Regions from separate parts of the Homo sapiens genome. Here all the other regions are linked to region 3. A link is an interaction called in ENCODE POLR2A ChIA-PET data of the cell type or tissue named here. Cell type or tissue: K562. All regions are shown on one strand. Each heading gives the region's core, and the rest is flanking DNA. Links, peaks and the distances in the headings are about the cores only.

Region 1 (10,339 bases), core at 895-8,894, 170 kb after region 3:
GCTGGATGAGCTCTCTCTCCTTGTTGTAAACTCAGGTATTATTATCTCTGTCAACATTGCTGACTAACCTTTGGTACACATAGAATGAGTTGTGGAGGATGGCAGAATGTTGTTATTTGAATTTGGATGAAGAGCACATGGAAGTTAATTATATTCTTCTTTTTGTTGTTGTTTGAGACAGAGTCTTGCTCTGTCACCCAGGCTGGAATATAGTGGTGCGATCTCGGCTCACTGCAACCTCTGCCTCTTGCCTCCCAGGTTCAAGCGATTCTCATGCCTCAGCCTCCCAAGTAGGAGCTGGGTTTACAGGCATGCACCACCATGCCCAGCTAGTTTTTGTATTTTTAGTAGAGATGGGATTTCACCATGTTGGCCAGGCTGGTCTTGGACTTGTGGCCTCGAGAGATCTGCCTGCCTTGACCTCCCAAAGTGTTGAGATTATAGGCATGAGCCACTGTGCCCAGCATATTCTTTACTTCTTTTGTATGCTTGAAAGTTTCCATAATAAAAAATAAAATGAAAGAAGTCAGCTGTGGCACTTAAAAGAATACAGATCCCTAGGCCCCACTCTTGGCCATTCTTATTCAGTAGGTCTTGGGTGGACCCTGGTTGTCTGGATGTCTAAGAAGATCCACTAAGATGCCTGATGTGTATCACACATTCAATTGGCACCTAGCAGTGGAAACCTCATGTTGTATTTTGAGCTCATTCATTCATTTCTCAAGTCATTTGCCCCTGGTACTGTGCTAGGCGCTGGGGATTCAAATAAGACAGAGTCCTGCCTTCAGGACACTTCAGTAGAGGGAGTTAAACAAGTAAACAATAAAGTGCAATAATGTGTTATAGGAAGCACTGAGCAATGTGCTTTGATGTGGATTCTTTTGTTTAATCTTCATAATAGCTTTAAGAGCTAGGTACTTTACCTTTATTCCATAGATGAGGGATCTGAGGCGTAGAGAAGTTAAAGTCACACAGCAAAGATGTTGTTAAATTGGGATTTGAACCCTGCCTATGGGACTCCAGGAACTATAATGATAACCACTGTTATTGCCTTCCTGGAATTTCGTACCATTAAAAAAATCAAAATTCGTCACAAAAGGTATATCAAGTATGTATAAAACATTTGTTTTAAGTTTCAAAAACCGATTACTTAAAATAAGCTGCGTTGTAACTGCCTTTGGGGAATTTTTCCGCATAGGCTGAACTGACTGAGCCATCTAAAAATAGGAGGCCAGTGAAGCCTCTACTGTTTCCCTGGTGAATTTCACTCAAGTTTTCATTGCTCTAAGGACTTTGAACTGCATTAATAATCAGGATGGTCACTCTTGAAAATGTCCCTTAACCTATCTGGTATATATGAATGCCTCTAGAACTCTGAGTGCTATATACTAGGGGAAGTTTCATGGGGCCTTGGGAAGCAGAGGAGCACACTGCTGCTAAGTGGTTATCAAGAGCAGTGTTGAGGGAGTTGTGTTGTCTTAATAAAGTTTGTGGTTATTATGTTTGTGGTTGGTTGCCTGTATTTTGAATTCTCATAGCATCTCTACAAGGTATGATTTATTATCATCATTGTATAAAGGGAGAAACCAAGTATCTGAGAGGTTAATTTACTTATTTGTAGTCATGTAGCTAATTAGCGTCAGAGCCAATATTGTCTAGCTCCAAAACCCATCTTCTTTCTGTTTTACTGTGATGGAGGCAGTGGGATATTGGGTTTGAGTCTCAGGTATAGTCCTAGCTGGAACAGTAGATTCAGAAGGCATTGGCATAGAAGGCAGCTGAAACCACTGTAGTGGTTGAGATTGCCCAGGGAGACTGGTAGGTTGAGTGCTGACAAAAGCTGAGGATAGATTTTTGGGTTCCGGAGGACACGGTCCATGTCTCATGCTTTTTTTACAGAGTAAACTTTCAGTGAACATTGGTTATTTGTGATCTTAAGGGTCCTTATTTCTAAACTTAAGTGTTCTTAAGTGTCATTATTTCTAAACTCTGGCTTTGATATTGCTCCATTGATTCAGTTCCATATATTGTATTGCAAGTGCCCATCTCCTGACCTGGAGGTGTTATATTTGTCTTTCCAGATTACCTAAAACCAGATCCATGGATGATCTTCTTTCTGCCTGTGACACAAGCAGCCCCCTGACTCGTACATCCAGTGACCCTAACCTGAATAACCACTGTCAGGAGGTCAGGGTAGGCCTGGAGCCCTGGCACAGCAATCCTGAGGGATCAGAGACAAGCTTTGTGGACTCTGGGGTAGGAGGGCCTCAGCAAACTGTAGGAGAAGTGGGTCTTCCTCCTCCTCTGCCCAGCAGCCAGAAAGACTACTTGAGCAATAAACCTTTCAAGAGTCACAAAAGCTGTTCTCCAAGTTACAAACTGCTTAATACCGCAGTGCCTCGGGAAATGAAGAGCAACACCTCTGATCCTGAGATCAAAGTCCTAGAAGAGACTAAGGGACCAGCTCCAGACCCTTCTGCCCAGGATGAGCTGGGTAGGACTTTAGATGGCATAGGGGAGCCACCTGAACATTGTCCTGAAACAGAAGCTGTCAGTGCACTCTCCAAGGTCATTTCTAACAAGTGTGATGGAGTTTGTAATTTTCCTGAGTCTTCCCAGAACTCTCCTACAGGTACGCCCCAACAGGCCCAGCCAGACTCCATGCTAGGTGTGCCCTCCAAGTGTGTTCTTGATCACAGCCTCAGCACCGTTTGCAACCCACCGAGTGCTGCCTGCCAAACTCCTCTAGACCCAAGCACTGACTTCCTCAACCAAGATCCCTCAGGGTCTGTGGCAAGTATCTCCCACCAGGAACAACTGAGTTCTGTGCCGGATCTGACCCATGGGGAGGAAGACATTGGTAAAAGAGGAAATAATAGGAATGGGCAGTTATTGGAAAATCCTCGCTTTGGGAAAATGCCATTGGAATTGGTCCGGAAGCCAATTTCTCAGAGCCAGATCAGTGAGTTCTCTTTTCTAGGGTCCAACTGGGACAGCTTCCAAGGGATGGTGACTTCATTCCCAAGTGGGGAGGCCACCCCTCGGCGGCTGCTTTCCTATGGCTGTTGTAGCAAGAGGCCAAACAGTAAGCAGATGCGGGCCACAGGGCCCTGCTTTGGGGGCCAGTGGGCTCAGAGAGAAGGTGTGAAGTCACCTGTCTGTTCTAGTCATTCCAATGGACATTGTACTGGCCCAGGAGGAAAGAACCAGATGTGGTTGTCCAGTCATCCAAAGCAAGTCTCTAGCACAAAGCCCGTTCCACTGAACTGCCCTTCTCCAGTGCCTCCTCTGTATTTGGATGATGATGGACTCCCCTTTCCCACGGATGTGATCCAGCATAGGTTACGGCAAATCGAAGCAGGGTACAAACAAGAGGTGGAGCAGCTACGTCGACAGGTGCGTGAGCTTCAGATGAGGCTGGACATCCGTCACTGCTGTGCCCCTCCAGCAGAGCCCCCCATGGACTATGAGGATGATTTTGTAAGTAGTCACCAACTGCCATACACCCATTATTTACTCTGTTCATCCAGCCTTCCCTCCATTCAGCATTTATTCGTTGGGTACTTGCTGTGTGCCACTGAGTTAGGTGCCTGGGCTATAGGATGAAAAACAAGTAAGCAATTAGAATGATGTTTTTAAGTGCTATGATTGAGGAGGCATCAGGTGTTAGAGGGCTGGAGTGGAGTGAAACGTCAAGGAAGACTTTCTTGAGAAGGTAATGCTTGAGCTGAGTGCTGAAGAATGTGTGATACTTAGCCAGGTAGACAGTGAAAACAAAACACCATTTGCAGAAGCGTAGTGGCAATAGATACTCCAATGATATGGCTTAAAAAGATGGGACATGCGAGTATATATGTGTACATGCATGCATACACGCTTACACTGGGGCTATGAGAGACAGTCAAATAGGGTGGTGGGAGGTGACATTGGAGAATTAGGTGGAGATTACAAGGGTCAGGTTGAGTGCCCTTCTTGTTTGGATTTTACCCTTAAGGCAATAAAATTTTAGGCCAGTGCACAATATGATCAGAGTTGTAGTTTAAGAAAATGACTCTTGCAACAATGTACAATTTTTTTTTTTTTTTTTTTTTGAGACGGAGTCTCGCTCTGTCACCCAGGCTGGAGTGCAGTCGTGCAATCTCAGCTCACTGCAACCTCCGCCCTCCCGGGTTCACGCCATTCTCCTGCCTCAGCCTCCTGAGTAGCTGGGACTACAGGCGCCCGCCACCATGCCCAGCTAATTTTTTTTTTTTGTATTTTTAGTAGAGATGGGGTCTCACTGTGTTAGCCAGGATGGTCTCGATCCCCTGACCTCATGATCCGCCCACCTCGGCCTCCCAAAGTGCTGGGATTACAGGCGTGAGCCACTGCGCCCGGCCCAACAGTGTACAATTTTAATGAGGCAGTTGAGACCCAGATTGGGAGGCTGGTAAGGTCATTTTGGAATAATCCAGGTGAGAGATGAAGACTATAGGCTGTGCAGTGTTGGGCAGCCTCAGGTTCTGGCACCATAGTCCTTGGGGAGCTTCTAGGAGCCAGCTTCCTCTCCATGGTATCTTGCCATTTACACAGACACTTTCCTTCCTTCTGTTAAGGTGCTCCCCACTTGCCTGCTTCTCACTTCTCTGGTGCTTTAAACAGGAGTCAGCAAACTTTTTTTTTTTTTGTAAAAGGCCAAATAATAACTATTTTAGGTTTTGTGGGCCATACCGTCTATGTTGCAACTACTCAGCTCTGCTATTGTGCAAAAGCAGCCGTAGCCAGGCACTGTGGCTCACGCCTGTAGTCTTAGGACTTTGTGAGGCCGAGGTAGGTGGATTGCTTTAGCCAAGAAGTTTGAGACCAGCCTAGGCAACATGGTGAAACCCCATCTCTACAAAAATTACAAAAAATTAGCTGGACATGGTGGTGGACGCCTGTGGTCCCAACTACTCAGGAGGCTGAGGTGGGAGGATCTCTTGAGTCCAGGATGTTGAGGCTACAGCGAGCCGTGATCATGCTGCTGCATTCCAGCCTGGGCAAAAGAGCGAGACCTTGTCTCAAAAACAAAACAAAAAGCAGCCATAGACAGTAAGTAAATGAATGAATGCAGCTGTGTTCCAGCAAAACCTGATTTACAAAAACAGGCAGTGGGCTAGTTTGGCCTGTGGGCCATAGCTTGCCAACCCCTGGTTTAGAACATAACAAGAGTCTTTCTATGCTGTGGTGTAGCATATCGGTAAGAGTGTAAATCTGAAGCTACAATACTAGGTTCAAATCCCAGCTTTACTACGTATCAGCTCTTTCTCTGTGGCTTCATTTTCTTATTTGTAAAATGGGGATATTAGTAGTATACATTGTAAGACTGTCATAAGAAATAAGTTCATGTGTGTAATGCACTTAGCACAGTGCCTGACACATGGTAAACAGTAAGCGTTAATGATGATGAAGATAATTTGTTGTCTTTGCCTTTTCATCAGACATGTTTGAAGGAGTCAGATGGCAGTGATACTGAGGATTTTGGCTCTGATCACAGTGAAGACTGCCTTTCAGAAGCAAGCTGGGAACCTGTTGATAAGAAAGAGACTGAGGTATGTTTAGGCACATATGTGGTGGGTACTTACGTGAGCCAGTGAGTCATCATATTTTCCAGAGATGAATGACATGCTGTAGACTGAGCTGTCCCCCAGAGGAGTGTCAGCCTGGTAGGCAAATGGTAGCCAGTTATGAAGATAAGCCTTGTCTCTTTCTGCTGGGGTGCTTTCCTCATTGCAATGTTGCTCTTCCAGTCTGTCAACAAGGACCAGGAATTTTTCTTTGTGCCTTCTATTAGGTGACTCGCTGGGTTCCAGACCATATGGCATCACACTGCTATAACTGTGACTGTGAATTCTGGTTGGCCAAACGAAGACACCATTGCAGGTAAGATGTTTTGTATGATTTAGTATGACAAAAAACAGGGCAGGCCAGGCGCAGTGGCTCACACCTGTAATGCCAACACCTTGGGAGGCCGAGGCAGGCGGATCATGAGGTGAGGAGATTGAGACCATCCTGGCCAACATGGTAAAACCTGTCTCCACTAAAAATACAAAAATTAGCTGGGCGTGGTGGCGCATGCCTGTAATCCCAGCTACTCTGGAGGCTGAGGCAGGAGAATAGCTCGAACCAGGGAGCTGGAGGTTGCAGTGAGCCGAGATTACGCCACTGCACTCCATCCTGGCAACAGAGCAAGACTCTGTCTCAAAAAGGACAAAAAACAAAAACAAAAATAGTGTAATACATATGTATAGAACTAAGTGGAATTAGTTTGGAAGTGGACACCTCTTTATAGAAACTATTTTTGTTTGTCCCCAACTTTTCATTTAGTATCACTCATTCTCAGTATATTGGCATTTCTTAATATTAATTAATTAATTATTTTTTTATTAGCGATGGGCTCTTGCTATGTTGCTCAGGCAAGTCTCAAACTCCTGGCCTCAAGCGATTCTACTGCCTCAGCCTACCAAAGTGCAGGGATTACTGGTGTGAGTCACCCTGCCTGGCCAGTATATTGGCATTTCTGATGAACTCTTCCCTCTTTCTGCTTTGACAGAAATTGTGGGAATGTATTTTGTGCTGGATGCTGCCACCTGAAGCTGCCCATTCCTGATCAGCAACTCTATGACCCAGTTCTCGTCTGTAACTCATGTTACGAACACATTCAAGTCTCTCGTGCCAGGGAACTCATGAGCCAACAGCTGAAGAAACCCATTGCTACAGCTTCCAGTTGAATGCCGGGGAGAAACCTGTCCAATTTTAGCAGGTTTGAAGGGAGGATCTTCTTCAGTTGTAGTTTGGAAGGTTCCTTGGTGTGGCTCATGAAATCACAGAGCTCAGAGATACCATCTTGAGAAATCCTCCTTGGTATCATGAAACTGGAGCAGAGGAATTGCAATTTAGCAGGAGGTCCTCTACTGGTGATACCCTCACCTTGGGGTAATGGTCCTAACCCAGACCCAGGGTCTGGAAGCTTAATGTTGAGTTGGTGACTCCAGCCTCTTTCTCCTGGAGGTCACAAGATGATGATTGCGTAGATGTTGCCTGGTGCAAAGTGCCCCAAACAGCAATAGAAAGGCATATGTATAACCAAACTCCAAGTGATAACCAGACCCATCTCTCCTCCACCTTGACAAAAGCAGATTATAGTATACAAGGTAGGAATTCCTGTCCTATTTGAGATGAACTATATCCTGTACCTCTGTGCTCTGTGTCTGCATGAAGGCTCAGCCTTTAGAGGCACTCCTTCTAGTTGCATTAGTACTGTCTTTCTGTGGAGTTTGGTTTGAAGACTGGCTCAGCAAGTGGAGGTTTCAATGTATTTTTCAGTTGGCTCATCAGCCAGCATTGGTGAATATTCAGTTTAGGGGAACAGTTCTAGGGAGTGAGACATTTTTGGGAGCAGAGGAAAACTCTGCTGATGTTCGGTCCTGGCAAACATTGAGTTATTTTGAGCTGTGAAGGCAGTCGTCTCTGTTACACAGTGGCAGCTCTTGAGTTATGCACTGTGAAGAATGAGAAGGGAAAAGCAAAAATTATCCTTGTGAAATATCTGCTGATTGTGCCCTACTCTTTGCACCTGACTTTTCCTAGTTGTCCTGGTGCTAACACAGGAGCTACACCTTGATCCTCTCCTGGCATGAAAATAAAACAAAGGTTTTCGTTGTTGTTGTTCCATTGCCCATTTCCCCCATGTTGTCTTTCCCTTGGCTGATGCCTCCTCTGGGTCACATTGCTTCTTATCCTGAACACTTGACACCTTGAGGGTAGAATTTAGCGTTTGGTTTTTACCTCCTAGCATATGCTGTTTGGTATGTGAGGGTTTCAGTACAAATGCTGCTGTCTATTTCTGTGCACTTAACAATGGAACCCAAACAGAAGAGAATAAAGCCTTGATACCAAAATTGGGAAAGAACATGTGTCCATTTGGACCAAACGTTGTTGGTTTTTAAAAAATTTTATTTTGTTTTTTTGTTTTTGTTTTTGTTTTTTTTCATCTTAATATGTACCAGTGGCACTTAACCAAAAGATACAGTGATATAGCCATGTACTGTGGGTGGGACAGATACAGTCTCCTTGGCCTATAATGAAACCACTAGGACTTTATACAGTTTTCCTTAATTTGTTGACATATAAATGGTAAATTATATTTAGGCTTATCCTGTTTTGAAATGATGGTAGTCATCTTTCTTACTGCTACTTTCATGTTGCTTTCTAGAAAACAGCATTTCATTCCAAAATAACTAGGATCTGCATTTAGAACAAGAATCATTATTTGTCCTGACCTTTTCAGTCCTACAGAGACGCATCTGTGGTTCTTTTGTACTTGCCATAGATGTAACCTAAAAAGTTTTGGCATATTTAGGTCAGCCTAGCGGAACTTTTTTTTTCATTTAAATGGAGCTGAATAATGGAGATTTTGTGTCTGCAAAATTCCTGAGATCATTGAAAAAGTAACAAGCTGTTCCTTGTTTCTGATACATAAAATTATTTTAAGCATTTTATCAATCATTAAAATTTACTGCCAGTTGTGAGTGGCTTTTTAATTAACTTGTCTTTCATTGCACTTCACTCTGCCTGTTTTCAAGGGGAGTAAGATTGGTAACATTTGGGGAGACTGTATCTGTCTACTTAGCGTGGCTGTTTTGAGGGACTGTCCCATCAGTGAACAAACTGCATGGCCTTGGAGAGAGACTCTGGGCTCTTGGCTCAGATGTGTTCATCAAATACTCCTTTCAGAGCTGTTGTGGGTGTAAGTGACATGATGTGGCCAAAAATCCAAACTGTGCAGTTGCGTTGTGACAAACATGCAATGTGCTGTAAAAATTCAATACAGTTTAAATAAAATCTCTATATTAGTGCTGCTTTGTTGGGTCGTTTTATTTTCATTTCTAAAAAAACTTAATATTCACTTATTCTTTGACCATGAGAAGAGTAGAACATTGTACCCCTTTCTCCCAGCAATTTCCAATTTATTTATTTTGAGATGGAGTCTCCCTCTGTTCCCCAGGCTGGAGTGCAGTGGTGCGATCTCGGCTCACTGCAACCTCCGCCTTCTGGGTTCAAGCGATTCTCCTGCCTCAGCCTCCTGAACAGTTGGGACTACAGGTATGCTACCACGCTGGCTAATTTTTGTATTTTTAGTAGAGACAGGGTTTGACCATGTTGGCCAGGCTGGTCTCGAACTCCTGGGTTCAAGCAGTCCACCCAGCTCGGCCTCCCGAAGTGTTAGGATTACAGACATGAGCCACTGCGCCCGGCCAATTTCCGTTTTCAAATGAACCTCTCTTTTTGAATCAGCACAGCTCTTGTTACATTCTTATTTATTGATTGGCTAGGGATCGATTCTTATGGATACCGTAGAATTCTGTCCCATCTTTATTTCTCTTTAATGTCTAAAATGCCACCAGCTAGTTGGGCAGGCACACAAGATAGTACTTAGATTCTTGTGATTCCCTCCTCCTAGGGACCTCAGTTTTCATCTAACCTTGAGTAAATTGTCTTGAACAAATACTGACTTAAAAGAGTGTATCTTAAAAGATACAAAGGGCTACTATCTAAAAGGTGAGTTCGTTTACTCAAGATATTATACCTCCAGTAGCATCATTTTTGTTTGAGAGGTAAGCAGTTCCACTGTTAGCAAAGATTACAGACCAGACCCTTTGGTCCCCAGAACGACCAACTCTGCTGCCTAACGCACACTTTCTCTGCATTCCAAGTCTCCACTAGTTGGCTGGGCCGAAACACACGCCTCTTGGTATTCCACGGTGGATAACTGGGCTTCTCTCTTGTCAGGACTTAGAACACCCCGGCAGACAGCCTTCCCGGCCTGAAGTCTGGGAACGCCTGGGGAAGGGGCTCCTGCCCGGGTCCCGCAGGCGTCCGGCGGGCCGAGCTGGGGCACGCGGCCGCCGAGGGGGAGGTGCCCACGCCGCGTGGCGGGAACTCGAGGCCCCATTGGCCGCGCTGGGAGGCGCCGCGGGGCCTCGTGCGCCAACGGTCCCTGGTACGCGGCGGATGGGCGCCGGCAGGAGCGGGCAGGGCGAGGCGAAGGCCGGGGAGGGATCGAGAACGGTGTGGGAGAGCTAGGCTCGGGGGGCGAGGCCCCGGCCCGGCGGGGCGATGGAGGCGCTGCTCTCCACCCCCATCAACCCCAACAACTTCCCCGCCAAGCTGTGGCGCCTGGTGAACAGCCCGCGCTACCGCTCCATCCGCTGGGACGGCCGCGGCGAGGGGCTGCTTATCGATCAGCCGCTCTTCGAGGCCGAGCTGCTCAGCCCGCCCGGGCCGGGGGGCGGTGGCGGGACTGCGGGGGCCGGGGCCG
Region 2 (10,339 bases), core at 1,655-9,654, 130 kb after region 3:
TTGGCTTTTGAATCACAGGGACATTTTGCTCAGGTTGGCTTCCTTTACAAAGCGAAATCCAAAGCCTCTGAGGAACTCAGGGAGTTTCCACATTCATGAGGATGTTCACAGAATCCTAGGTCATGGGCTATGTGAAAGGAACCCTCCCTCGCTTTTTTTTAAAGTGTTCTGTTGCCCAGGTTGGAGTGCAGTGGTGCAATCCATAGCTCACTGTAATCTCGAATTCCTGGGCTCAAGTGATCCTTCTGCCTCAGCCTCCTGAGTAGTTGGGACTATGGGCACCAACCACTGCACCCGGCATTTCTCTTGCTTTGGGCAGAGGCTCGTAGTTGAGAAGAAAGAATTGTTGAAAGAATGGAGCAGAACTGCTGAAAACGGGGCAGGGCATCTCAGGAGGCTTTTTTTTTTTTTTTTTTTGAGACAGAGTCTCGCTCTGTCACCCAGGCTGGAGTGCAATGGCGCGATCTCGGCTCACTGCAACCTCTGCCTTCTGGGTTCAAGTGATTCTCCTGCCTCAGCCTCCTGAGTAGCTGGGATTACAGGCACCCGCCACCACGCCCAGCTAGTTTTTGTATTTTTAGTGGAGACGAGGTTTCACCAAGTTGGTCAGGCTGGTCTCGAACTCCTGACCTTGTGATCCACCCACCTCAGCCTCCCAAAGTGCTGGGATTACAGGCATGAGTCACCACGCCCGGCCTTGGGAGGATTTTTATAGCAGTTTGACCATTGTTGCACAGCTTCTTAGGAAGCAAGCATCTTACCCTGTCAGATGGCACCCTGTTCATTTCCAGCTACCATGGGCAGCCAATTCCAGAGCAGGATGGAAGGCTGGTGGCCTCTGGCTAAGACTTGCTAACCTGGGGACAGGGTAAGTTGACCAACTCATCAGGGTTTGCCTGGGACTTTGCTGGTTTTAGCACTGAAAGTCACATGTCTCAAGAACCCCCTCAATCCTGGGCAGACCAGGACAGGTGGTCACCTAATACAAGCTGTGGTGCAGTCTGCCTGGAAGCACAGAGGGAACAATGTCCTGGCTTCACAGTGAGACCTGGGCAGGTTACTCCCTCTGCCTATAAAATGGGGGCAGGAATATACAATGCTTTTCTCTCAGACTTGATAGCAGAGCTGAGGCCAGACTCCCTTAGTTCTTTGTTTTGCCCAGAATAGTCCCACATAGGGAAGAATCTGCCACATCCATTGTGGACTTTTTGGTGTATTTTCAGAAGGTGTGTGGTGACTGAAACCCATCTCCAACATCACATCTTTCTGCAGAGTAGTTTGGTGCTGTTTGAAATGGTGGATTTTCCAAGTAACAGAAACAGTGGGCCTGGGTAGATTAGGGAGCTTGGCTTCAGAGGCCAGGGTGCATACTTGGGTGAGGAAGTAAATCTGTAACCCAGGAGCCACCCTGACAGGTGCTCAGCCAGAGGAAGGCTGTCCTGAGAGGCAGAAATGGCCATGTCCCCTCACCCTCCTCTGCTCAGCTGCCTTTGGCTCAGCTGCTGTTAGGGGAGCAGCAGGAGACAGCTGCACCTTGGGGGCTGAATGAAGCCTGGAGGAGGGGGACAGAATGTGAGGCAGTTCCTGAGGGAAGCTCAGGCTGACACTGTGGGTGTCGCTTCCTTGGCACACCCACTGCCGGCAAAGTCATCTAGTTCCAGAGGTCTCCACAGTGGCTGTTTCTGGGAATTTGGGTCGGTAGGTCTGAGACCAAGCACCAGCTTTCTAGAGATGGTGTCTAGCTGGAGAAGCTGACTCCACAGGTGGTGGCGGCTTGGTCATTCCAATGTCAATTTAATCTAAGGCATTACTCTGGTATTCTCTGTCCTCCCATCTCTCTACACCTATTACACATGCACACTCCAAATCCTTTGGAGGGAAGGCATTTGAAATAGTCACAGTTGACAGTTACTGGTTTGATGTTGATAATTTTCTTATTAATGGAGATAATAGCTACCATTCATTTAGTGATCATGTTAAGTGCATTAGTGGGTTTTCATAGTAACCTATGAGTGGATTTATTCTCCCTATTTCACAGATGAAGAAATTGAGGCTCAGAGTTTGTTCATCAAAGCTGGAAGCATTTTAAGGAGCAGTCTGTCCCAGGGAGTCAACTATATGGTATAGAAACCCTTCTTCTATAGCCACGTCTCCCTGGAAAATACTTCTCAATATTTCAGCAGCACCTTTAGATATCAAGAATTGTGAAGGGAAAGGTTTTAGTGAGAGTAACATCTGTGTCTTTGTATGTGAACCACGGGGCTGGGAGGTGGGTGTGAGCTTGTGAGCAGCCAGGATGAAGGGCAAGTGAAGGGTCAATGAAGCGCAGAGCCTCAAGGCTTGTCTGGGCTCTAAAATCAGAATGGAAAACTAATCAATGAGTCCTTTTAGTCAATCCATATTGATCAGCCATCTCCTGGGGGCAGAGGCCTGGACACCCAGAAAAACATCACATCACATGTTTGCTGATTTGAAGTGAGCAGAGGTTAAAAGAAAAGACATAGTCCCTGCCCTTGAGGAGCTTGTGGTGAATTTGGTAGAGAAAAGTATACAGATGGGTCACTTGAAAGGGTGTGGACATCAAAGGACAAAGCAAAGTCCAATGAAATGAGTCAGCAAAGCTTCCAGCATGGAGGCATATGGAGGGTAAAAGCCAGGGAAAGACAGATTTTGGCTCAGTATAGTGAAGACTTTGGTAACTTGGCAGCCCAAAGGTTGAAGGGCAGTTGTTAGAATCAGTGAATTTTTGGCCATCGGAGGTATGTATTCGAGCAGAGGCTGGGAAGGCAGGGGAGCCTTCAGACATCTGGTGAGTAGTCACATTAGGAGGTTTGTAAGTCCTTTCCAACCCTGAGCTCCTATGGCCCTGCCCTGTTCACGGAGGGTGTTGGAAGGACTGTCTGCCCTATCAGAGTGGCTGGCTTCTAGCACCCTGCCAGCTCTGGAACTGCCCCTCTTTGCAGCCATTCAGCAGGTGCCAGGAAACACAGTGTTCCCCAGCCTTGCCACCCACACCTTATGCCTGCCCCCAGGATCATGGGACACATGGCAGCAGCTGGGGGAAGATTTGGGCTTAATGTATTTTGGTTTATTGCCTTTGTCCACCACAGACCTTGTTGGACAGACTTGCTGAGGTTTCCTTGAAAGACACAACCCAGTGATAGCCTTTGGTCCAAGGACTCTCTGACTGTATCGTCAGTGACTCATCTATCTCACTGGGGAAGGGATGTACAATTAGTTCTTGCGCCACTTTAGGGAAACTTAGCTACTGAAAGGCAGAAGTGGCCATTGCTAGTCATGCAGATCTGAAATCCTGATTTCCTGTGGTAATTGCTCTTTATTATCGGCTTTGAACCTGGGCCCTGGGATGGCCCACATGCAGCCTCCTTGCTTAGGTCCTGTGCCATACAACCTGCACCTATGGGTGGGCAGGAAAGACCTAGTGGAGGGGGCCAGGACATATCATGTTGGCCTGACCTAAGCAACGGAGCCCAAGACAGCAGGCTAGAGCTATGGTGGCTGAGCTGAGTTTCCCAGCTAGACACTCCCCTAGACACTTGGCTCAGATACCATGCCCTAGCAGTGCCTGGGGAGTTGTACTGTAGTCAAGGCCATCAATGCCTGGTGGGATGTTGAATTTTGAGGGAGAACTAGCGCTCCAAGAGTTAAGCCATGCTGAAGCAGAGTTGGCCAGGCCACCTGCTGGCTGGAGATGAGGAAGAGCACTCGGTAAATCCCCAGTGACTGACGCAAGGGCTGCTGTATCTTGGCCCTGCAGGTATTAGACCCTGCCTCCATCACACAGAATGTAAGAGCTAGACTTGGGAGAAGTCCAGTCTTCTCTTTCAGTGGGGGAAACAGAGGCCCAGAGAGGGCAAGGGACTTTCAGGCAGTGAGATAATAGCCAAGTTGGCATGGGACTTGTGCCCAGGCCAAGTTCTCTCAGAGCTCTCCGAATGCTGCAGTAGGTTAGCATGCAGGGCTTGTGCAGGTGGGATGGCTCAAAGTCAGTCTTCAGCTTTTATTTCACCCAGCATGCCTCATGTTAGGCCTGTGGTACAGTGATTAGAAAGAGATTAGACCCCAATATTCTTGGCTTAGAGCTAAGTTCCGTGGTCCCAGGACTTGCTTGGGGCCTCACTTTCCTCAAGGCAAGCTGGTACCAACCTGCTGCCTGGGCAGCAGGTGCCAGAGAAGAGCTGGGATTCCAGCCACAGCTGAGGATGAGCTGGTTGGGCTGCCTTTTGAAATGTGTCTGTGTCCACACTTGGAATTCAGCTGAGGCCACGGGGAGGGGCATGTTATAATAGAGGAAAACAAGGGTTTCTGCTGGGGCCTGTCTTCCCTGATGTAGGCTTTCTCCTTACCCTAGGCCACAGGACTCTGGAAGCACGCAAGAGGTATTCTTAGAGTGCATACATGAGTATTGGAGGCCCAGGGCTTTGAACAGTGGGGCTTTGTATAGTCCAAGCTTGACATTTGGGGCTGATGGTAGCAGCAGCTGCTGCTTCTGCAGACTTCCAACTGCCATTGGTTTCTCTCTTTATGTCTTTGTTTTCCTGAGTACAGCTTCCGATCCCCTGATCTACCCCAGGTCTTTTCCGGGAGCCTCTCTGTACCTTTAGAGGTTCCCTTTCAGGGAACCCAAGCTGCTGCCCCCATCCTACACGTCCTCCCCCTTCACTCAGATCCTGGGCCCTCTCCTGAATCACTGCATGTCCAACCTTTCTCCAGCACCTCCTGCTGCTGCCTTGTTCTCTTATCTTCCTCCAAGGCCTATAGTAGCATACAGCATATCCTCCTTCCCCCACTGCATCCACTTTTAGAAGGCCAGAGCTGTAAGGAAGCTTAGAAATCATCTAGTTTAATCCCCTCATTTTCAGGTATGGAAATTGAGACCCTGACAGGTGAAGTAAGTTGCTCAAGGCCACCCAGCTAGGAAGGTTTCTCCTCAACCGGCTGGCTCATGAACACCCTGCCATCTTCCAGTCCACCAGTGCCAAACAGCCAATAACATCTCCAGTAGCAGCCCCATTGTTTTTCTCAGCCTGATCTTACCTGCTGCCCCAGGCCCTCTTCCCTCCCCTGGCTGAGTTCTGACTGGTCCCAACCAGTGCTACTGGTTCACAGGTCAGACTGAAATACAGCAGGCAGGCCTCTGGCACTTCTACCAACAGAGAGGGCCGTGCCTGTGGGTCTCAGTTTTGTCCAGAGTGTATTCAGGCAGAAGCCAGTCAGCCTGCCATTGAGAGAGGGGTCTTGCGGGTCAGGAAGGGACATGCTTCTGGAAACTTCCACAGGAGCCTGACCAGCTCAGACCCTACTTAGCTCAGGGAATCCCTCACCAACACCCCACTCACCAAGCATCTGCCTTCCCCTAGCTGCTGCTCTGACCTTTCTGAGCCTCTAATGCCTCTAAAGCTTCTGGGGCATCTGTCCCCTCGGCATCTCACCTGCTTGTCAGAGGAAGAGTGGCCCAGCTGGGCCTGGGTCACGCCTGGGTTGGCCTCTCCTGAGGCCCTCCCCACTGTCCTCAGCCACAGGCAAGGCTACACCGCCCTGTTAAAGCCACTCAGCCTCTCCCTTCTATCCTTCCAGCAGATGATCCCTGGATAATTTGTGCAGCAAATCCTCTTTAATCTGTAATCTGGGGTACTGCATGAAGGGAACCTGCCTCTAACCTGCCCCTTCACAGCTCGGGTGGAGGTGGAGAATATCTGACATTCCCCTTTAGGAGGTGTAGTGATCAGTAACTTGGGCATCAGCCGGATTCACTTTGTGAAAACCTTGTTGAATCCCTGCGGTAACTAATGGTTTCTCTCCAACTCATGCAGCAACTCCCCCTCCCTTCCAAAGGCGTCTCCTTCTGGGGATGTCAGGTGGGCCGTTCCTTTTTCTTTGGGAACTGGCTCAAGCCCCCGCGGTGCTTCTGGAGCTGAGTAAAAAAGAGCCAGGTGTCCAGTGCAGCCCGGGGACGAGGAGCTGAGGCTCCCCGCTCTGTCCTGGGTGACTCTGCATACTCTGCGCATCCGGGGGTCGCGGGCTGCGAGGCCGGCCCCCAGCTGGGCACCCCGACCCACTTCGCGCCGGCACCGCTAGCAGCTGAGGTACAGGCCCCGCCCCGGGGCCGACTCGCTCCGCCCCCGCCGCCGGGCCCCTCCCGCAGCGGTCCGCACTCGGGGAGGCGGGAGGGTGACGGCGGTGCTGCGAGGTCGGCGCGCAGCTCCGCCGCGGGTCGCTCGGGCGCTGTCCAGGCGGAGCCGGCCCCGCCCGGGCTGCAGCCATGGTAAGGCAGGCAGGCAGGCGGGCGGGCGCGGGGCAGGGCTGGGGTGCGCAGGGCCGGTCGCTCCCGGGCGGCTGCAAGGGGACCCGCGGCACCGCAGCCGCGGCTGTGCAGGGTGGGAGGCGCCGTCGCCGGCCCCGGGCACAGGCTGGCACTGCTGCCGGGCGGCGGTGCGTCGCTGCTCCCAAGTTTTTCCCTCTGAGCAGCCACGGAGTGGGCGCCAACCCCTGGGTGATGCCTGCGCTCTAGGACGAAGGGGTGGGTCCGTGCTGAGGGAGGTGCCCGCTGGTGGAGACGCGCTTGTTGGGCTGGGGAAGGCGCATCAGTAATAAGCGGAGGTGAGGGTCCCCATCCTCGCCTGGGTCAGCTTTTACCTGAGTAACCCCTCCTCACCCACCTACCCTGGGCACAGGGGCCAGTACCAACTTCATTTGGAAAACGCAGAGGAGGCCCACAAACACTGCCTGCCTCACCAGGAGGGATGGTAAGACGCTTGGCCCCTCCTTCCCTCAGCCTGACAAGGGGCAGTCCCTGGCCCTTTCCCAAAGGGACCCCAGAGAGGGGGAGGCCCAGCCCACCATCCTGCCCGGTGGGATTAGCTATATCCTTCTGCCCCTGGGACAGGAACCATGGGAAAGCTTCCTCCTGCTGCATCTACCCGCTCCCTCCCCACCAGCCAGGTCCCTCTGCAGTGTGTGGGGGTGGGGGCACCCATCCCTGCCACCTGCCTGTAGTGGGAAGAGAAACAGTAACCCCAGCCAGCCTCCCTGGAGGTGCCCAGGTAGGAAGTTTTTGATGCTTGGCTCTGAAGATGTAATCTCTTCTCCTGACATTGTTGCCAGAGCCTGCCACAAATAACGTAAGGGTGTCAGGACCTCTAGGCCACACACCGTCCTCTCCTCTCAGTCTGGAAGCCCCACAGCCTTTGCCCTCTGCATTGGGGGACACAAACTGTTTACAGCAGGGGGGGATCACTGACCAGCCTGTGGGGCGGGATGTTGGCTGTGGGCAGCCTCCAGAAGGGAGCTCCCTGGGCCCCCTGGGATCAGAAGCTTTCAGGTTTGGTAGGGCCAACCTTTTGGGCTCTTGTCTCTCAAGCTGTGTCCAGGCAGAGGCCCAAGCCTTGGCCAGGAAGTCTTGGTGACCCTGTGACCTTCCCCCAACGGGGGTTCCTGAGAGAGGCCTGTCCTTATTCCTTTCCCCCACTTCTCCCCACATGGTGGATGGATGGACTGATTGTTCTAGGGATGGAAGCCTAGGGAAGCACTGATTGTCCCCAGTGCCAAGCCCAGCAGGGGCTAGAGGGGCTTTTTCTGCCACACACTAACTTCAGTTCAGCTGAGGTCTTGGTGCTTTCGGCTTGTCCGAGGCCACACTGTTCTTCTCTAATTAAAGACACACCCCCCTCCACCCCAACCACCATCACCAAAGTCCCCATCCTCAGGCCCCTGCCCTCAAGCCAGCCAAGTTCTTAGGCTGACTGGTTCAGATCAGACTCCTCTATGAGGGTCTCTTTGTCAAAGGAGGTCAGTGTCCTAGCTGCTTTGGGAATCAGTGGGGGAGACCCCCCCAACCCAGCTATGCCAGGGGGTTTAAATTTACATGTGAAAAGAATGACAGGCCAACATTAATGACCATCCTGTGACTTGGGATGCACCTTCTCTTCTCAGGTTCAAAGCAGCTTAAGGTATCTATCATCTGGGAGTGCTTTCTCTCCCCAGCCTCGCTGGGAGGCAAGGAAGGGCCATTCACAACTGAACATTAAGGTCCTCAAATTAAGACACTATCCAGACTCACAAAAGATGTTTCCACCCAACCAGAAACAGTGGACCCCTGACCCCTAGTTGAGTGCACACTTCCAACCAGGCCCCTTAATTTATCTCCCACCTAAATGGCAGCTCTGAAGCTTCTGGGCTGCCAGCCTCCCATTGCCTTGAACCCGTGCTCCTCAGAGACCAAGTGCTAACAGCTCCCCTGTTGACACTATGGAAGCCATGGAGTGATCTAATTGATACAGGTTGCTATAAGTCAGAGGTCAGGTGTCCTAGGGTAAGGGGAGTCCCTGGAGCAAAGTCTTCTCTGTGGCTGATGCTCCCTGCAGGGAAATTTAGGAGCAGATTTCTGAAACAGTGACGTTCCTCACAGGAAAAAAAAAAAAAAACAAATGAACACTTGGGAAGAAGTGTGGGACCATTCCCACAAAAACCTATATGGGGGAGTATAGGACATCTCACCTACTCCAGCACTGCTTAAAGTTAAGGTGAAAGAGAGACTGGGGGATTGAAATCCTTTGGGAATGGGTATCCTAGGTGGCTGTCCTCATGTGCTGATGGGCCAGGTCACTTGGGGATAGCTCATAGTCCTCATACAGGCCACAGTGTCCTTGGGGGTTAACAGGAGAGGTCAAATGGATCAAAAGCCTGGCTGCAAACAGACATTGGGAGGTTGGTGCTGTGCCCACCAGGGTAGGCAGCAGGCAGGCGTCATGGGACAGCCAATCAGAGGAGGAGGGGACTGCAGAGGAACCAAGTGATCCTGCTGCAGCTGAGCTGTCCTTGGAGGGTGGGAGCCAAGGGAAGGGGAGGAGAAGAGGGGTGGGGAAGGACATTCCACAGGCTTTTTTGGCCCCTGCCAGAGACAGAAGGGGGTCAAAGAGAAAGGGAAAGGAGCAAGCCAGGAAGCCAGACAACAACAGCATCAAAACAAGGCTGTTTCTGTGTGTGAGGAACTTTGCCTGGGAGATAAAATTAGACCTAGAGCTTTCTGACAGGGAGTCTGAAGCGTGGGACATGGACCGTTCACTGGGATGGCAAGGGAATTCTGTCCCTGAGGACAGGACTGAAGCTGGGGTAAGGTGCTGCTCTGGGAGATGGGTGGACGTGACCTGTCTTCCCCCTGCCTTGGCTGGGATTGGGGCTCAAAGTCAGAAAATGATTTGGTCACTGGCAGAGCTGGGAGTGGGGATGGACAGGCAGGAGGTGAGGACCCTGGTGTCCTGACTCCTTGTCTAGAGCCCCTGTGGCCCCCTCCATGCGGATGAGCAGCCAGGGCTGGCAGAGATGAGGATGGTGCTGGGTTCCCGGAGGCTCTGCTGGAAGATCATGGGGGCTAGGGATCTTCATTAGGGCCTTCCTTTCTCCCTTCCCTGCCCCTCCACTCAGTGCTCCTGGGAAACCAGGTGAAGCACAGCTTTCTCTCTCCCACCCTTGTCCTGACCCCCAGACCAACGGCTGGGTCATTGTGGATTTGTGCAGAGAGGCAGGATTTCCTGGAATTCCCCAGACTTATTAGCTGCCAGACAACACGTCGTGCTGCCCCCAGTCCCACCCCTTCTCTGTTGCCATGTAATTAATTGTCTAAGCTGGGACACTTTTGAGAGTGAAAGGGCACAATTAATCATGATGCCAGGACAGCAGGCATAGACTGGGATGTATGGTCACCACTGGACCTCACAAATGTCATAGGTGAGAAAAGCCTTGGGTTAGGCTTGCCTCAGGATAGCCTCTTCTGGTCACCCAGCCTCCATCTGCTGGTTCTAGTTTTGGGCTAAGGGGCCTCTTTTCCTCCCCTCTGTCCAGGCGAGCACTGGAGACTATGGCTATAAGCAGGTGTGAAGACTTCAGAGGCAACAGCCTGGCAGTAGCTCCTAGCAGACTTTTCCCTCTAACCTCCCTATCTCAACCTCTTCCCTCTGGCATACACCTGGCAGTATGCATATCTGCCTCCCTCAATTCTTCCCTTTGCAGGAAGACTGTGGCTATCTTATCTTCCTCACTCTAGCTGGGACTCCACAGTGGTCTGGGGTAGTCCCCACTGGCTTGGCTAACCCTCAGAGAGTGAGTCAGCCTCTGCAGCCGGCCCTTGTCCATTGTCTGGGGGTGGCACGTGGGTATTGTGAGGCAGAGCTGAGCCCAGCACTGCCAGGCACCCCACGAAGGAGGCTGACCCCCAAAGGAGAGGAGAATCTTTAGGGTCTAGAGCTGACAATGAGAGTTGGGGGAAACAGTTCCTCTTCTGAGCTGAGGATGGGGTAGAACAGGCTTCTACAGAGGAGTC
Region 3 (10,339 bases), core at 762-8,761:
AATAAAAATAATAATATAGCTACTAAAAATGTTCAACTGAATATGTCGAATGTTGCCCACATCATATTCCACTGGACAAGCAGTGCTCTAACTTAATCTGTTTCCTTATTTTAAAGTTTCCAGAGAGCCTTGCTGTATTACTTCCACAAACTTACATGCCTGCTCTTCCTGGAATGCACTTCCCTGCCCTGCCCTTCTTCATCTACCTGGAAAACTTATACTTCAGCCCTTCCAAACTGCCTGGGATCCACTCAGTGCCACTGAACCCAGGGTGGCCTTATCTGTTACGTACCACAGGCACACTGCCTAGGGGCACTTCTTTTAAAAATCAGAAGAAAAAAATGAATTTTTAGGTGGAAGAAAATGTCATATATAATAATATATTCATCTTTTAATCAATGCAGTCATAAGATAGCATTTTTAACATATATTTTAATGGAAATGTATATATTTTATCAGAGGAGGCAGGCACACAAAGGCAAAAGTATGGGCCCTTCAAAATCGTAATGTGGCCCTGCTGAACTTTTTATAGGTCTGGCAAGTCTGTTTTCCCTACAGACTATGATCTTATTTATTGCAGGCAGACTCAGTCTCTGCATTATTCCTCTTAGTATCCCCAGTGGCTAGGCCAGCGGACTGGACCTTGAACATTTAAGTGGCTGTCAGTAAATGAGAAGTATGTGCTACATGTAAGTAATGACTTGAGAACAGGTGTTTTTCATCATTAGCAGCAAAGAAATTCAAGAATATGAATGGCAAAAATACTGGAGTAGACAATGTGGTCATCAGAAATGGAGTTCTCCCAGCATAGGAAAAAGGGTCTGTTAGTACCTGTGATATCAGAGCCATGAGGGGGCACAAATAATCATAGAGGCCTCAGAGCTGTGGTCAGCCTGGCATTCATGGATACCATTGAAAGCCAAAGTATTACTTTCCTCATGTGAAATCAAACCTTCTGGAATAAAATTAGGAAGGTAGTTCAATAATGAGATTATATAGTATAACCGAGGTGGGCTGGGTCACACTTTGTGGATGAAGGTAATCCAGCAATTGTCCTAAATCAGCAATTGTACTAAATAGTGTGGAGTTGGGTTTTTGCTGTTGTTTTTTTGTTGTTGCTGGGGGAGCGGTTAAGACAGGGTCTCACTCTCACTAGGCTGGAGTGCAGTGGCACAACACAGCCTCCACCTTCCCAAACTCAGGTGATATCAGCACCTCGGCCTCCCAAAGTGATGGGATTGCAGGCATGAGCCACTGCCCCTGGCCTAAATAGAGTTAGTATGGTTTTTATTGCAGAGCTTTGTGGCTGAGAAATGCAGCTTCAGGGCCAGTGTGTTTCAGGAGTGAATGGATTTGGCTCCCCACAACTCAGGGTGTTGAGTAAGACATTTAGTGGCCTGGCACATTGGCTCATGCCTGTAATCCCAGCACTTCGGGAGGTCAAGGCAGGCAGATCACCTGAGGTCAGGAGTTCAAGACCAGCCTGGCCAACATGGTGAAACCCCATCTCTACCAAAAACACAAAAAATTAGCCAGGCGTGGTGGTGCATCCCTGTAGTCCCAGTTACTCAGGAAGCTGAGGCAGGAGAATTGCTTGAACCCAAGAGATGGAGGTTGCCGTGAGCCAAGATCATGTCACTACACTCTAGCCTGAGTGACAGAGTGAGACTCTGTCTTAAAAAAAAAAAAAATTTAGATTCAGTTACATTGGCATTAATGACTTTTTTTTTTTTTTTTTTGAGACGGAGTTTTGCTCTTGTTGCCCAGGCTGGAGTGCAGTGGTGTGATCTCGGCTTACTGCAACCTCCGCCTCCCACGTTCAAGCAATTCTCCTGCCTCAGCCTCCCAAGTAGCTGGGATTACAGGCATGCACCGCCACAACCGGCTAATTTTGTATTTTTAGTAGAGACAGGGTTTCTCCATGTTAGTCAGGATGGTCTTGAACTCCCGACCTCAGGTGATCCATCTGCCTTGGCTTCCAAAAGTGCTGGGATTACAGGTGTGAGCCACCATGCCTGGCCAACATTAATGACTTTTCTTTTTTTTTTTTTTTGAGACGGAGTCTCACTCTGTCACCCAGGCTGGAGTGCAGTGGTGCCATCTCGGCTCACTGCAACCTCTGCCTCCCGGGTTCACACCGTTCTCCTGCCTCAGCCTCTCCGAGTGGCTGGGACTACAGGTGCCCACCACCACGCCCGGCTAATTTTTTTGTGCTTTTAGTAGAGACGGGGTTTCACCATGGTCTCGATCTCCTGACCTTGTGATCCACCCGTCTCAGCCTTCCAAAGTGCTGGGATTACAAGCGTGAGCCACCGCGCCCGGTCACATTAATGACATTTTAACAGTCACAACTGCTTTGTGAACTTATGTAACAAAACTCAGCTTTTAAAAATTATTGAGTATATATGTCACTCTCATATTTCTGAGCATCAACCCTTCCTTCCTTGACTCCCATGAGGCAAAGTGATGGTTGGAAATTCAGAGATGAGGTGAGACTCACAAACTGAGGGGCATGTCTTAGGACAGCACACCTGAGTTGGCAGGAACAGCCATGATCTGAGATTAATAGTTGTGCCTGTTGCTGCCCTTCCCCACACGTAAGGGAACTCTCCAAATAACATTCTGTACTGAGGGGCTGTGTTTCTCCATCTCAACTTATTTGGGGTCTTTGATTTAGTCATAATTTGGTCATGTAGTTGGTTTGATTCTGTGTGTGTGTGTGTGTGTGTGTGTGTGTGTGTGTGTGAGATATGTGTGCTATATATCTGTACACACATAATATGTATTATGTACAAGCAATTCTCCTGCCTCAGCCTCCTGAGTAGCTGGGATTACAGGCACCCGCCACCACGCCCAGCTAATTTTTTGTATTTCTAGTAGAGATGGGGTTTCACCGTGTTAGCCAGGATGGTCTCGGTCTCCTGACCTCCTAGTCCGCCCACCTCGGCCTCCCAAAGTGGGGGATTACAGGAGTGAGCCACCGCGCCTGGCCACTCAGTAATTTTTGAAAACTGAGTTTTAGGCCAGGCGTGGTGGCTCACGCCTGTAATCCCAGTACTTTTTACATCATACATACACAGATATAGACATACAGGAACACTCGGTTTGTTACCAAATCCGGGCCTGATGCTACTTCCCTGTGTGGCAGGAACTGCAGATACTTGAATCTTGGCAAAGTCACTTTGGGGGTCCCAAAGTACAGGGGGCAGCAGTCGAGGGGCAGAATAGCCTGGGTTGGGGGTAGCTGCATTTTTACATGCATTCTCTTATTCAGTCCTCACAGAAATCTTGTGAGCCAGGAAGGCAGTATTATTCCCACTTTACAATTTTAGGAAACGGAAACAGAGAGACAAAGTTTGACGAAGACCCGGAGTGGAGCAGCGATTCAGACCCGGCACAACCGACTCCGTTGCCTTCCCCTATGCCGCCCCCAACGCCACCGCCTCCCTGACTGCCCTGCCGTGCAGCGCCCGATTCAGACTGGTTGTTAGAAATCTACGCCAGAATCTTTACGTGTGTCCAGAAAGGAAAGGAATCAACATTTCGCATCAGCCTTCCCAAGATGGCAGCTGCTGAAGACGAGTTCCTGCCGCCGCCGCGGCTCCCCGAGCTGTTCGATTCCAGCAAACAGCTTCTGGACGAAGTCGAAGGAGCGACTGAACCCACCGGTTCCCGAATAGTCCAGGAAAAGGTGTTCAAGGGCCTCGACCTCCTTGACAAGGTTGCCAAAATGTTATCGCAGCTTGACTTGTTCAGCCGAAATGAAGATTTGGAGGAGATTACTTCCACCGACCTGAAGTACCTGATGGTGCCAGCGTTTCAAGGAGCCCTCACCATGAAACAAGTCAACCCCCGTAAGCGTCTAGATCATTTGCAGCAGGCTCGCGAACACTTTATAAAATACTTAACTCAGTGCCATTACTATCGTGTGGCCGAGTTTGAGCTGCCCCAAACCAAGACCAACTCAGCTGAAAATCACGGTGCTATTACCTCCACGGCTTATCCTAGCCTCGTTGCTATGGCATCTCAAAGACAGGCTAAAATAGAGCGATACAAGCAGAAGAAGGTGTTGGAGCATAAGTTGTCTACAATGAAATCTGCTGTGGAAAGTGGTCAAGCAGATAATGAGCGTGTTCGTGAATATTATCTTCTTCACCTTCAGAGGTGGATTGATATCAGCTTAGAAGAGATTGAGAGCATTGATCAGGAAATAAAGATCCTGGGAGAGAAAGACTCTTCAAGAGAGGCATCCACTTCTAACTCATGTCACCAGAAGAGGCCTCCAATGAAACCCTTCATTCTCACTCGGAACATGGCGCAAGCCAAAGTATTTGGCGCTGGCTATCCAAGTCTGGCTTCCATGACAGTGAGTGACTGGTATGATCAACATCAGAAACATGGAGTGTTACCAGATCAGGGAATAGCCAAGGCAACACCAGAAGAATTCAGAAAAGCCACTCAGCAACAGGAAGATCAAGAAAAGGAGGAAGAGGATGATGAACAAACACTCCAAAGAGCTCGAGAGTGGGATGACTGGAAGGACACCCACCCTAGGGGCTACGGCAACCGACAGAACATGGGCTAATCTTCCCACAACACCGCAGGACTGCAGGGTGCACACCTTCCCCGCCAAGGAAAACCATGCAGCCTTCCCCTCCCTGAGCTCCCCTACAGCTGTGTAAAACGAAGGCAAAGATGCTTAATGTTGCTTTGAGTTCAATAAAGTGTTAAATTATTATTATTATTTTATTTATTTTTTTGAGATGGAGTTTTTTACTTGTCGCCCAGGTTAGAGTGCAATGGCGCGATCTCGGCTCACTGCAACCTCCACCTCCTGGATTCAAGAGATTCTCCTGCCTCAGCCTCCCGAGTAGCTGGGATTACAGGCGCCCGCCACCACGCCCAGCTAATATTTTGTATTTTGAGATGAGGTTTCACCATGTTGGTCAGGCTGGTCTTGAGCTCCTGACCTCAGGTGATCTACCCGCCTCGGCCTCCCAAAGTGCTGGGATTACAGACGTGAGCCACCGCGCCTGGCCTAAAGTGTTAAATTATTAAGCGTGTATTTGTACCCTAGATGATGTGAGCCATCAATCTAGTTTTGGCATCATCATCCTCATCCTGGTGTGTTCCAATTTCTTAAGTGGAATGAAAAGAGCACTGAGGGCCAGGCGCGGTGGCTTATGTCTGTAATCCCAGCACTTTGGGAGGCCGAGGTGGGCGGATCACCTGAGGTCAGGAGTTCAAGACCAGCCTGACCACCATGGTGAAACCCCATCTTTACTAAAACTACAAAAATTAGCCAGGTGTGGTGGCAGGCGCTTGTAATCCCAGCTACTCGGGAGGCTGAGGCAGAAGAATTGCTTGAACCTGGGAGGCGGAGGTTGCAGTAAGCCGAGATCACGCCATTGAAAAGCACTGAGAAATAGGTTTGGATAATTAATGGCTGTATGAATTCTCTGAAAAAATAACAAAAGTTACTTCTATTATATGAGCCTGTGCAGAAAAAAGAAAAAAAATTTCTTATCACACAATGCGATTTCTTTTGAATCCTTGGGAGCGGCAGCTAGAGCGAACCGATCCGTAAGGGAGTTCAGTCAGATCGTACAGAAGCAGGTGGTGACGTTACTATAAGAGGCGGGCATATGTAGATAGGGGCGCAGTGATTGCCGGTTCTAGTGCGTTCTTCGCGGGAGAAATTTTCTAGCGAATACCAAAGAAGGTGTAGTCTGAGATGTGTCATACGAAGAAGCGGTAGTTTCGAAGCGATGCCTAAAAACAACTCATAATACAATTTGCCATGAGTATGTTGTGTGTTGAGGACGATGGTAAGGTATTAGCAATATTAAGTAAATAATGTCTTTGTGGCGGGGGAGAGACGCTGTTGGTCCTGATAAAGTGTTTTTCTTGGGGGAGGGTTTTTACTATGTGTTTGCTCCCGCGATTTCCCCGAATGAGAAAACTCGGCTGCATAACTTGTGGTAGTGGGGGACTGCTTTTGCGCTTTTCTGTCCTGTGATTGAACTAGTTTAAAAGACGGCTTGTGTGTTGTTGCGTGTGTTTATTTTCAGAGTTGTTGTAGTGGCGCGCGTTTGGTTTTGGAGTTGTGGTTATGACCTTACGTCTTCTTAGGTTACGGTCTGTTTTAATTAGATGCTCGCTAAGTATTTTATACCGTTTCTAGGAAGGGTGGAAAAATAAGCCAGACTGATGTGGTACGCACCTGTGCTAGCTACTCGGGAGACTGAGGTGGGAAAATCATTTGATCCCAGATGGAGACTTAATGAGCCAATATTGTGCCACTGCACTCCTGTCTGAGCGATAGAGACCCTATCTCAATGAAGAAAAGTAAAAAAAAAAAATTCCTGGGTCTTCAGGTGGGAAGTTAAGTACCTCATCCCTTGTAGTTCAGTTTTTCTGTGCAGATAAATTTACCAGTTTGCTATGTTAGCCTTTTGTTCTGGTGGGATGAATTGCTGAGGGTGGCTAAAGCCTGTAAACCCAGCACTTTGGGAGGCCGAGGTGGGTGGATCACTTGAAGTCAGGAGTTTGAGACCAGCCTGGCCAACATGATGAAACCCTGTCTCTACTAAAATACAAAAAAATTAGCCAGGCATGGTGGCGCACATCTGTAATCCCAGCTACTTTGGAGGCTGAAGCAGGAGAATCGCTTGAACCCAGGAGGCAGAGGTTGCAGTGAGCCGAGATCACACCACTGTACTCTAGCCCGGGTGACACAGTGAGACTGTCTCAAAAAAAAAAAAAAAAAAAAAAGCCGGTGCACAGGTGGTACACACTGGTACAGGTGGTGCATGCCTGTAATCCCAGCTACTTGGGAGGCTGAGGCATGAGAATAGTGTAACCACCCAAGGGGTTCACCTTGCCTGCTGCCTAGACAGAGCCAATTCATCAAGACAGGGGAATTGCAATAGAGAAAGAGTAATTCACGCAGAGCCAGCTGTGCAGGAGACCGGAGTTTTATTGTTACTCAAATCAGTCTCGTGGAGCATTCGAGGAACTGAGTTGTTAAGGATAACTTGGTGAGTAAAGGGAAGCCAGTGAGCCAGGAGTGCTAATTGGTCAGGGAAGAAATCACAGGGAGTCAAAGCTGTCTTCTTGTGCTGAGTCAGTTCCTGGGTGGGGACCACAAGATCAGATGAGCCAGTTTATTGATCTGGGTGGTGCCAGCTGATCTATCAAGTGCAAGGTCTGCAAAATATGTCAAGCACTGATCTTAGGAGCAGTTTAGGAAGGGTCAGAATCTTGTAGCATCCAGCTGCATGACTCCTAAACCATAATTTCTAATCTTGTGGCTAATGTTAGTCCTACAAAGGCAATCTAGTCCCCAGACAAGAAGGAAGTCTGCTTTGGGAAAAGGCTGTTACCATCTTTGTTTAAATTATAAACTAAGTTTCTCCCAAAGTTAGTTCAGCCTACACCCGGGAATGAACAAGGACAGCTTGGAAGTTAGAAGCAAGATGGAGTAAGTTAAGTTAGATCTCTTTCACTGTCTCAGTCATAATTTTGCAAAGGCTGTTTCAATTGTTTGAACCCCGGAGGCAGAGGCTGCAGTGAGCCGAGATTCCACAACTGCACTCTAACTTGGGTGACAGAGCAAGACTCTGTCTCAAAAAAAAAAAAAAAAAAAAAAAAAAAAAAGCATTTCCCGTATTGCCCAGACAAAATTATAATATACACATGACAAAGACACAAACACCAGTTATTCCCCTCAATATCTGAGTTTTAACCTGGTAAAACAGACAAGAGGTTCCCTCTGAGTGAGGCCTGTTGAGCTTCTGCTAGTGATTCCTTCAGGATTCCACCCCCTGACACACAGACAAGACAAGAACAGGCACAAGCCCTCACAAATCAGAATTCTAAAACCAGATTTGGGCCCAGCGTGGTGGCTCATGCCTGTAATTCTAGCACTTTGGGAGGCTGAGGTAGGAGGATCACTTGAGCCCAGGAGTTCGAGATCAGCCTGGGCAACATAGTGAGACCTCATCTCTATTTTTTAAAAATAATAATAAATAAATAAAAATAAAACCAGATTTGGCCAGCATGGTGGCTCACACCTATAATCCCAAAACTTTGGGAGCCTGAGGCAGGAGGATTGTTTGAGGCCAGGAGTTGAAGACCAGCCTGGGCAATGTAGCAAGATCCCACCTCTAAAAACATTAAAATAAATAAATAAAACCCAATTTTCTTTTTCTTTTTTTTTTTTTTTTTTTTTTTTGTGAGATGGGAGTTTTGCTCAGTCACCCACGCTGGAGTGCAATGGCATGATCTCGGCTCACTGCAACCTCCACCTCCCAGGTTCAAGTGATTCTTGTGCCTCAGCCTCTTGAGTAGCTGGGACTACAGGTGCTTGCCACCACGCCTGGCCAATTTTTTTCTTTTTTTTTTTTTTGAGACAGAGTCCCTGTGTTGCCTAGGCTGGAGCGCAGTGGTGCGATCTTGGCTCACTGCAACCTCTGCCTCCCAGGTTCAAGCGATTCTCCTGCCTCAGCCTCCTGAGTAGCTGGGATTACAGGTGCCCACCACCACACATGGCTAATTTTTGTAGTTTTAGTAGAGATGGGGTTTCACCATGTTGGTCAGGCTGGTCTCGAACTCCCGACCTCATGATCCACCTGCCTCACCCTCCCAAATTGTTGGGATTACAGGCATGAGCCACTGTGCCCAGCCTTTTGGTTTTTGTTTTGTTTTGTTTTTTTGAGACAGAGTCTTGCTCTGTTGCCCAGGCTGGAGTGCAGTGGCATGATCTCGGCTCACTGCAACCTCCACCTCCCAGGTTCAAGCAGTTGTCCTGTCTCAGCCTCCTGAGTAGCTGGGACTACAGGCGCCCGCCACCACATCCGGCTAATTTTTGTATTTTTAGTACAGATGGGGGTTTCACCGTATCAGTCAAGCTGGTCTTGAACTCCTGACCTCATGTGATCCACCCGCCTTGGCCTCCCAAAGCGTTGGGATTACAGGCGTAAGCCACTGTGCCCGGCTGCCCAGCTAATTTTCGTACTTTTTGTAGAGACAGCATTTCGCCGTGTTGCCCAGGCTGGTCTCAAACTCGTGACCTCAGATGATCCACCCACTTCGGCCTCTCAAAGTGCTAGGATTACAGGTGTGAGCCATCGCGCCCAACCAAAACCAGGTTTCTGAACTGAGACCCAAAGGGCCCAGGAGTACTTCCCCAAAACAGTGCCCTTTAACAGGACCCTCAAAGAGTTTACAGGGCCTCTGAGGAGGCCAACAGATCAGGAGAAGGGAAAGGGAATATGGATTATGCTTGGGAATAATCATCAGAGACATCTTCCGGAATCAGAAACCATTTCTCTGCTGCAAGCCAGCTTATGCGCCTAAGGTTGGCAATGCCCCTGCCTACAAGGGAGGTGCCAGACATGGCCCCTGGCTTAAAGGAGGGCTCGTCTCGGGGTGCCGAAATGTCAGGGTTCTGACATTCTGTTCCAGGACAGAATGAGGTCCAGCTTTTTGTTCTCACAGTCCAATAATGAGATCCAGACTGGGAAAGAAGGGAGTTTATTGGCCAGGTGCGGTGGCTCACTTCTGTAATCCCAGCACTTTGGGAGGCCAAGGCAGGCGGATCACCTGAGGTCAGGAGTTTGAGACCAGCTTGGCCAACATTATGAAACCCCATCTCTACTAAAAATACAAACATTAGTCGCCGGGTGCGGTGGCTTCTGCCTGTAATCCCAGCACTTTGGGAGGCAGAGGCGGGTGCATCATGAGGTCAATAGATCGAGACCATCCTGGCCAACATGGTGAGAACCCATCTTTACTAAAAATGCAAAAATTAGCTGGGCATTGTGGTGCGTGCCTGTAGGCCTAGCTACTCGGGAGGCTGAGGCAGGAGAATCGCTTGAACCCGGGAGGCGGAGGTTGTGGTGAGCTGAGATTGCGCCCCTGCACTCCAGCCCAGCCTGGTGACAGAGTGAGATTCCTCAAAAAGAAAAAAAAGAAAAAATTAGCTGGATGTGGTGGCAGGCGCCTGTAATCCCAGCTACCCAGGAAGCGGAGGCAGGAGAATGGCTGCACTTCAGCCATTCTCACCACTGCACTTCAGCCTGGGCAACAGAGCAAGACTCTGTCTCAGGAAAAAAAAAAAAAAAAAAGAAGGGAGTTTATTTCTGCAACTGGTTACAGGGAGAAGGTTGGAGTAACTCAGCAGACCAACTAAAAAAGTTAAAAGTTTTGGCCAGGCGCGGTGACTCACGCCTATAATCCCAGCACATTTTGGGGTGCCGAAATGTCAGGGTGTTCTAGGACAGAATGAGGTCCAGCTTCTTGTTCTCACAGTCCAATAATGAGATCCAGACTGGGA

What was found. Peaks named below come from ENCODE experiments on the same cell type or tissue, not always from the same donor. Only the 100,000 strongest peaks of a DNase experiment are listed, where the experiment ranks them.
Region 1: POLR2A ChIA-PET joins it to region 3 with 8 read pairs; 5 of 35 experiments call an interaction of 5 or more read pairs at or near these places.
Region 2: POLR2A ChIA-PET joins it to region 3 with 5 read pairs; 10 of 35 experiments call an interaction of 5 or more read pairs at or near these places.

What each region holds. Positions count from the first base shown.
Region 1 is chr17:58,488,073-58,498,411 of GRCh38, reverse strand. MTMR4 (myotubularin related protein 4) reads left to right here. Exons shown (of 18, transcript NM_001378067.1): 15 at 2,082-3,480; 16 at 5,460-5,570; 17 at 5,813-5,901; 18 at 6,572-8,875. The coding sequence ends at 6,749. HSF5 (heat shock transcription factor 5) reads left to right here and starts at 10,004. Exons shown (of 6, transcript NM_001080439.3): 1 at 10,004-10,339. The coding sequence starts at 10,138. RefSeq lists a silencer at 10,293-10,339. In K562, for the core only: no CTCF peak of the experiment used is centred there; a DNase peak (open chromatin) is centred at 5,601.
Region 2 is chr17:58,527,908-58,538,246 of GRCh38, reverse strand. The region is part of intron 3 of SEPTIN4 (septin 4); the gene reads left to right. The region is part of intron 2 of SEPTIN4-AS1 (SEPTIN4 antisense RNA 1); the gene reads right to left. Among named protein-coding and RNA genes, the nearest start is that of SEPTIN4, 11 kb to the left of the region's middle. RefSeq lists a silencer at 5,986-6,435 and enhancers at 6,533-7,033, 8,807-9,307. In K562, for the core only: a CTCF peak has its summit at 3,712 (motif pointing left); DNase peaks (open chromatin) are centred at 3,226 and 6,176; H3K4me3 peaks cover 801 bases; H3K27me3 peaks cover 199 bases.
Region 3 is chr17:58,654,823-58,665,161 of GRCh38, reverse strand. The region is part of intron 1 of TEX14 (testis expressed 14, intercellular bridge forming factor); the gene reads left to right. It overlaps IGBP1C (IGBP1 family member C), which reads left to right. Exons shown (of 2, transcript NM_001395966.1): 2 at 3,333-4,738. The coding sequence starts at 3,563. The coding sequence ends at 4,585. It overlaps LOC124904122 (U1 spliceosomal RNA), which reads left to right and starts at 5,857; the gene lies at 5,857-6,013. RefSeq lists enhancers at 3,453-3,954, 5,817-6,587, 6,719-7,271. In K562, for the core only: a CTCF peak has its summit at 5,990; DNase peaks (open chromatin) are centred at 5,611 and 5,931; H3K4me3 peaks cover 424 bases.